Linked DNA regions of Homo sapiens: region 1 is linked to region 2. Evidence: chromatin contacts called from ENCODE Hi-C or POLR2A ChIA-PET data. All regions are on one chromosome and are shown on one strand. The core of a region is the stretch at or near the end of the contact, and the rest is flanking DNA. Distances in the headings are between cores, read along the strand shown. Region 1 holds the start of EIF3I (eukaryotic translation initiation factor 3 subunit I). Region 2 holds the start of MARCKSL1 (MARCKS like 1).

Region 1 (3,627 bases), core at 1,128-3,627, 110 kb after region 2:
CAGGAGAATCCCTTGAACCCGGGAGACAGAGGTTGCAGTGAGCCGAGATAGTGCCATTGCTCTCCAGCCTGGGTGACAGTGAGACTCTGTCTCCAAAATAAGAAAAAGAAAAAAAAAAAAAAAAAGAAAACTTAATCTATGCTTCCTCTACCATGGCGTGTATTTTCTCATCTATCTTTCTTGTCTCTTATTCCCTAGACTGGAAACTATCTATGGATTTCATCTCTATTTTCCTAGGACCTGTTTACTCAAACAGGTACACTGTAGGTCCTCAATATTTGCTAAAAAGGTGAATGAACCCAGCTTACCTGTTTCACAGTCCCAGAGACGACAGCTGTTGTCAGCTGAGCCAGTGAGGACATGCTTGGTGTCCCCTGAAGAGTTGTTAAGAAATATGACGAAGTTCACCCGAGCCCTTGTCCTCTTGGGATGCCAAGTGAATCATCTCCCTGTTCAGCCCCAAAGAGCCTTTCTACCCCTCTTACCTCCTTATCCAGAACTGGAATTTGTCCTGAATGTTTCCTCAGTCAGTGAAGAGACCAGGGAGTAGGAGGTATCGTTCTCTAGGCCCTCAACAGCACCCCCAACTCCCAACTCCCAACTCAGCCTCTCCATCGCTGACAGACCCTAGCAACACGGACTCAGACCCAAAATAAGGATACAGTCAGCGTCCACACACCACACAGCTCCGGTATGGCCCATGTAGGTGCCCAGCCTCTCACCATTCACAGAGTACCATACATTGACGATCTGGAAAAGTCAAACCACAGGATAGTACACATCCCAGTAAGAGCAATGGCTTCCTATTTTGCCCCAGGAACCCTCAGCAGCCTGTAGCAAGGCTGATTCTGCCCTCTTCTGTTTATTTCTTGGGAAACAGCAGGGAGCTGGTAAAAAGACCAACTCCTGGATTCTCCTCCCTTCCTGAAGGGAAGCAACAGAGGAGTCAGGCGGCTTGTAAAGGCATCCTCATTTGTTAGCTCCAGCTCTCCTGGGACTCCCAACGGCTCCAAAGAATAAAAGGCCAAGTTGAGCTCCAGTCCAGAAAAACAGTATCTCTGATGTCTTATCCAAGTGGGAGCAGCTGGTAGTAAGGAAGTCTGGGTTCTGGTGCCTGCTCTGCCACTGTCTCACTATATGATCTCAAATACAGTGCTTCTCTCCTCTGAACTTCAGTTTTCTCATCTTGAAAATGGCCAGGCCGGGTGTGGTGACTCATGCCTGTAATCCTAGCACTTTGGGAGGCCGAGGCAGGCGGATCACCTGAGGTCAGGAGTTCAAGACAAGCCTGTCCAACATGGTGAAACCCCATCTCTACTAAAGATACAAAAAATTAGCTGGGCATGGTGGCACGAGCCTGTAGTCCCAGCTACTAGGGAGGTTGAGGCAGGAGAATCGCTTGAACCTGGGAGGCAGAGGTTGCAGTGAGTCGAGATCGCGCCACTGCACTCCAGCCTAGGCGACAGAGCGAGACTCCGTCTCAAGAAAAAATAAAATAAAATGGCCAGGTGCCTCAAAAGGCAGTATCATGAGGGATTGTTTGGCATTGAGTAGCAGGATGGGATTGACTTAAAATGAGACTAGAGACACCCTCATTAAGTTCCCTGTGTCTGAATAACACAGCCTGCACCTATCCTGGTAGAAAGATTAGATTATCCCTAAAGGTCGCATCCCGTTCTCTGGGCAAGCTGACCCTCATCTTTATCCCCTTTCCACAGTGGTCTCTTGCTTTTCTTGGAGTGCAGTGGCACGATCTCAGCTCACCGCGCTCAAGCGATCCTCTCGTTTCAGACTCCGAAGTAGCTGAGACCACAGGCGCGAGGCCACCATGTCAGGCTAATTTTTTTGTGTGTAGAGATGGGTCTTACTACGTTGCTCAGGCTGGTCTCCAACTCCTGGGCTCAAGCGACCCTCCCACCTCGGCCTCTCAAAGTGCTGGGATTACAGGCGTGAGCCACCGCACTCGGCCAATAGAGTTCTTCCCCACCTTTCCCGGTAGAATACTTTCGCCAACCTACCCCCGGCATGGCCTCTCCCTACTTCTCACAATGGGCTGCTCTTTGGTTCCCCGCTAACGGCAAAACTGGCGTGTCCACCCATCGTCCTGGCAGAAGGATCCCGCCCCTCCCGGACCCCCTCCAGCCAACACTCACAGGGTCCTTGGCCACAGTAAAGAGGAGGTCTCCTTCGCGGTTATACTTAATCTGCGTAATGGACCGCTCATGGCCCTGCAGTAGGATCGGCTTCTGTGGGGACAAGACAGTAACGTCAGTGCTCGGAATTGGGCCCCAGCCTCAGCCCAGGACCCCCACTGCAATACCCCTAACTCTGAAACTCACCATCCCGGCTGTGACGCGAGGAAGGCCGCAACGTGAGTAAGACCGGAAAAGGTTTCGAGGTCACTTCCGGATTATGGGTCTCCGCCCCTTCGTTCCCGGAAGTAGAAGACAGCGGCGTTGCCATGGCGGCGTCTCTGGGTAGGTAGCCGGCCCCGCCCTTCCATGGATTTCCCGACCCTCGCCTCGAATTCATTTCCTGCTCCACATCCACCCTCTAACCCCGACCCCTGCTACAACCCCAGAGGCCGGACTCCTGGATTCATCTCCCTAGCTTCCCTGGGCCTGCCTTAGCCGCCAGTCGCAGCCGAGGCGAAGAGAGCGAAGGAGGGAAGTGGGGGCGGCTAGCTGGGGCTAGAAGGCCAGGAGAGGGCGGGGTGGGCGGCCGTTTGGGGTGGGGGTCAGGGTGACTCACTCGTCTGCATTCAGGGCAGGTGTTGGCTCTGGTGCTGGTGGCCGCTCTGTGGGGTGGCACGCAGCCGCTGCTGAAGCGGGCCTCCGCCGGCCTGCAGCGGGTTCATGAGCCGACCTGGGCCCAGCAGTTGCTACAGGAGATGAAGACCCTCTTCTTGAATACTGAGGTGCGTCTCTGTGAAAGGCCCCTCTCTCGGTGGAGTTGCCGCCAAGAATTTGGTCTTTGGAGTCAAACAGGTCTGGGTCAGCCCCACCACTTACTCACTAGAAATTCTCGGAAAAGTCAGTTGTCCTTGAGCCTCAGTTTCATCATCTGTAAATGGCGATTATAATAATAACCATCTGATAGGTCAGTTGCAGGAATTAGGTGAGATACGTAGAGCACTTAGCATTAGGCCTAGAACATAGTAAGTGCTCAATCTATGGCTGCCATTATTCACATTTTATTGTGATTCCTTCAGTTACATAAGGCAACATTTGTGAGCCTTTCCAGAGGGAGGGCTTGGGGCTCAAATTGGCCCTGCAGGGGAGGAGTTCAGAGGAGGAAGGCTGGAGCTGGAGGACTTGGGGAAGGCTTCCTGGAGGGGCTGACATTGGCTTCAAGGCCTTGCAGGATGGGAACTAGCAGAGGTGAGGGAGAGGGTAGTTTGAGCAAAGGCACAGACTTCAGTCTGTTTCCCTCTTTGCCCTGGAAGGATCCTCCTTAGAGGGATTAGTGTTCTCTGGGTCCTTATAACCCTGCCTCCCTCCAAGGAAAGACATTCGCTAGGAGCTCAAAGAAGGCAGTGCTGCTCAGTCAGGCCATCACACTGACTGCAGGTTTCTCCTCTTTCCAGTACCTGATGCCCTTTCTCCTCAACCAGTGTGGATCCCTTCT
Region 2 (3,778 bases), core at 496-2,995:
CTTAGTGGCAAGCTGTGGAGAAGTCACGGTACTTTCAGTGAGCTGCAGTGGGGGCACAGTGCCTCTCCCCGTCCCAAAGCTAGCCCTTGCCTCCCACTCTGACCAGGCAGCCCCAGATCTCAACAGAAAATTCTGCCAGGGGATTCCTTACAGCCCTTGGCCCATGTTATCAAACCTCTCCAAGCCTTTTCTCACCCTCAGCTACTGGTAGCTGCTGTGTGCCCTTGGGCATGTCACTTTCTCTTCCTGAACCTCAGGGTCCCAGTCTGTGAAATGGGGCGGGGGTGGGGGGCAAGTGAAGCTGAGATAGCTGAGGGTATTCTGTAGTCTCAGGGTGGGGGTGGGGATGGAGGATACAGGAGTGAGTGCAGAATGCAGAAGCCACCTCAGCCCTCCCCGCCCCTCTGTGGTCAGATCTCTGGGGAGTTCCCAATTTCTCAGGCCCTGGGGTGTCTCCACACTTCACAGCCTCAGGCCTCCCAGGAGGCTTCACCGTAGGAGGGAGGGGAGGGACTTGCTGAGCTGGCTGGGACACAGCCTTGCATTTGCAACACTTTGCTTCCTTCCAGCCCCCATCCCTTTCCTCCTGGGGGCTGAGGGCTGGCAGCCGGACACAGACATCCGGGGCCGGCCAGGATTCTGGGGTTCCCACCAGCCTATCCAGGCCAGCAGAAGGAGAGGTGGCAGAGGACCAAAGCTAGGGAGTCTCCAGCCCGGAGCACCTCCGGGCTCCCTTGCTCTCAGGCAGGGTGGGAAGCTGGGCTGGGCAGCTTTGAGGGCTGTCCTCAAGGGGCTGTCCCTTGAAGGGACCCTTGGTAGCATCCTATCCCTCCCCTTCAGAAACTGGGGTGTTTTGAGGTTTGTTGAGTCCCCAGCTGGGGTTCCTCTGCCGGCCTGGGGCACCCTGATGTAGGGGAGCAGAGTTGTGTGTGGAGGTAAAGAGGAAGGACCAGAGCCAAGTCAGACAGGTTGTCAATGCCTCTGAGCCTTGGCCTTTCAATGGGGATGGAGATGCCCTTCAAGGTCACAAAGTCCCCCACGTGGGACTTTGCAGTGGGTCCAGGCTGAGGGCAGGAGGGGCTCAAGGCGAATCTGTCTGTCCCCACTCAGAATGACTGGCCACCAAGGGACTGAAAGGAGGAATGAGGGAAAGGCCTCACTAGTCCGACCAGAGTGACCCCGAGGCAAGGCAGAGCCCTCCGCTCCCCGGCTGGCCATGGCAGGCAGGCAGGGACGTGGGTGGGACCTCTGACCGCTCTCCAGGCCGGAGCGGGTGCCGAGCCCAGCGCAGGGGCCCTGCAGCTTCTATGACCACATTTCTAGAGTATAATTCAGGACCAGCCATCTGACGAGCCTGGTCGTGTGAGCCCTTCGAAGGGTTCAAGCGGGAGACTGCCAGCGGCTGCAGGACCAAGGCGTTGGGGGCCGCTCCAGGCTGCGGGGGCGCCCACCGGAGAGGTGGAGCGGAGAGGATGGAATGACTGCCCGTCTCCTTCCTCCAGGCCCCCCGCCCCGCCCCGCCCAGCTCGCGGGAGGACTGGCCTCGCTCCTGCCCACACCGGACTCTACCTGCCCCTGGGATTCGGGTGGGGTGGGGGGTACCCGACCGCCAGCGTCGCCTGCTGCGCAAGTGGGGCCTGCGAGCCAACCCCGCCTCCGCCCCTCGATTGGGCGCGCATTTAAATGTCCGGCCCCGCCCCGAGCTCCGGGCGCTTATATATAGGCAGCTCGGCGGGCGGCGGGCGGCATTCTGGCGCGGAGCGGAGCGGCGGCGGGCGCAGCTAGCGGGTCGGCCGCGGAGCGGAGGTGCAGCTCGGCTTCCCCCGGCACCCCTCCCCCTCGGGCGCCAGCCCCACCCCTCCGCCGGCCGGGCCGACCCCGCCGTACTATCCCCTGCGGCGCGAGCCCGGGGCGGCTCCAAGCGCCCCCCAGCAGACCCCCATCATGGGCAGCCAGAGCTCCAAGGCTCCCCGGGGCGACGTGACCGCCGAGGAGGCAGCAGGCGCTTCCCCCGCGAAGGCCAACGGCCAGGTGGGTACGCTTGGCCCGGCCGGCCCCAGCCCCTCCTCTCGCACCTCGCCCCTTCTAGGGCCCGGGGCCGGGGCCGGGGCCGCGCGCTTTGTCCGGCCCGGGACACGCGGCGCCCCCTCCCCCGCCCGGTCCCTTTGTTCTCGGCGCCGCAGCCCCCGCGGGCGAAGCGAGGGGAGGGGCGGGGAGGGGGCGCCGGCCGGGCCCTGCCGCCTTCTTTGTTCGCGGCCCCGGTCCCCGGCGCTGCCCCCCGGCCGCCCCGAGTGCCGCGCGGGGAACAAAGGCGCTGCTGGGCCACGCCAAGGGGGCGCCCAGGGGCCGCGGAGCTGGGGCCCGGCGGGGAGCGCACTCCACCCGCCGACCCGACCTCGGTGGCCCACGGTCTTTTTTTTTTTAAGGGGGAGCCGAGATGCGGGAGAGCCTGGGGTGGGTGGGGGCCACTTACACAAAGCGGGAGGCTGGGAAAATAGGCCGTCCAGGTGCAGAGAGACAGCGCCCCGGGGCGGCTTCCCGCCCAATGTCGCCTAGAGCGGCTCGCCCGCCTGCCCGGGATCCGCACAGCAGATCCGGAGCGGTTCCGCGCGGAATAGAGAGCGCGCCCCGGGGGACGGGGGTGGGGGCCACGGGACCCCAGCGCCTCCTGCCGGTCGCGCCCTCTGCGCGCTCGCTCCCCGCGCGCCCGTGAGGGGCGAGAGGGAGGTGTTTGACGGGATCCTGGGTGTGGGTGAGGCTGAAGCCAGACTTTCGGGTTGCAGTAGAATCGAATCGAGGACCCCTTCCTCTAGAAGGGATCAGAAGCGGGCTGGGGGAGGGGGAGCCCCTGCCCTCATTGCTATTCCCTCTGCCCTGCAGGAGAATGGCCACGTGAAAAGCAATGGAGACTTATCCCCCAAGGGTGAAGGGGAGTCGCCCCCTGTGAACGGAACAGATGAGGCAGCCGGGGCCACTGGCGATGCCATCGAGCCAGCACCCCCTAGCCAGGGTGCTGAGGCCAAGGGGGAGGTCCCCCCCAAGGAGACCCCCAAGAAGAAGAAGAAATTCTCTTTCAAGAAGCCTTTCAAATTGAGCGGCCTGTCCTTCAAGAGAAATCGGAAGGAGGGTGGGGGTGATTCTTCTGCCTCCTCACCCACAGAGGAAGAGCAGGAGCAGGGGGAGATCGGTGCCTGCAGCGACGAGGGCACTGCTCAGGAAGGGAAGGCCGCAGCCACCCCTGAGAGCCAGGAACCCCAGGCCAAGGGGGCAGAGGCTAGTGCAGCCTCAGAAGAAGAGGCAGGGCCCCAGGCTACAGAGCCATCCACTCCCTCGGGGCCGGAGAGTGGCCCTACACCAGCCAGCGCTGAGCAGAATGAGTAGCTAGGTAGGGGCAGGTGGGTGATCTCTAAGCTGCAAAAACTGTGCTGTCCTTGTGAGGTCACTGCCTGGACCTGGTGCCCTGGCTGCCTTCCTGTGCCCAGAAAGGAAGGGGCTATTGCCTCCTCCCAGCCACGTTCCCTTTCCTCCTCTCCCTCCTGTGGATTCTCCCATCAGCCATCTGGTTCTCCTCTTAAGGCCAGTTGAAGATGGTCCCTTACAGCTTCCCAAGTTAGGTTAGTGATGTGAAATGCTCCTGTCCCTGGCCCTACCTCCTTCCCTGTCCCCACCCCTGCATAAGGCAGTTGTTGGTTTTCTTCCCCAATTCTTTTCCAAGTAGGTTTTGTTTACCCTACTCCCCAAATCCCTGAGCCAGAAGTGGGGTGCTTATACTCCCAAA

The links. A loop is a pair of places that touch in the nucleus more often than their neighbours do. ChIA-PET counts read pairs that join two places held with the same protein, here RNA polymerase II (POLR2A). Pooled maps may share reads with other maps.
Region 1: a map of B cell shows a loop between it and region 2 (14-fold over the local background). The contact joins the promoter of EIF3I here to the promoter of MARCKSL1 in region 2. A Hi-C loop is called at or near these places in 20 of 168 maps with a recorded cell type or tissue (A673, B cell, CD4-positive, alpha-beta memory T cell and 15 more), 13 of 37 single-sample maps with no recorded cell type and 16 of 50 pooled maps. POLR2A ChIA-PET finds 5 or more read pairs at or near these places in 38 of 52 experiments (A549, AG04449, AG04450 and 29 more).

What each region holds. Positions count from the first base shown.
Region 1 is chr1:32,221,157-32,224,783 of GRCh38, reverse strand. It overlaps EIF3I (eukaryotic translation initiation factor 3 subunit I), which reads right to left and starts at 2,377. Exons shown (of 11, transcript NM_003757.4): 1 at 2,340-2,377; 2 at 2,154-2,246; 3 at 663-750; 4 at 309-374. The coding sequence starts at 2,342. It overlaps TMEM234 (transmembrane protein 234), which reads left to right and starts at 2,431. Exons shown (of 5, transcript NM_019118.5): 1 at 2,431-2,477; 2 at 2,766-2,917; 3 at 3,587-3,627. The coding sequence starts at 2,462. RefSeq lists enhancers at 2,049-2,682, 1,959-3,158.
Region 2 is chr1:32,334,200-32,337,977 of GRCh38, reverse strand. MARCKSL1 (MARCKS like 1) reads left to right here and starts at 1,745. Exons shown (of 2, transcript NM_023009.7): 1 at 1,745-2,031; 2 at 2,881-3,778. The coding sequence starts at 1,945. The coding sequence ends at 3,381. LOC124903949 (a long non-coding RNA gene) reads right to left here and starts at 2,601. Exons shown (of 2, transcript XR_007065661.1): 1 at 2,474-2,601. RefSeq lists silencers at 372-500, 1,434-1,963, 1,984-2,133, 2,264-2,343, 2,484-2,923 and enhancers at 1,164-1,253, 1,523-2,092.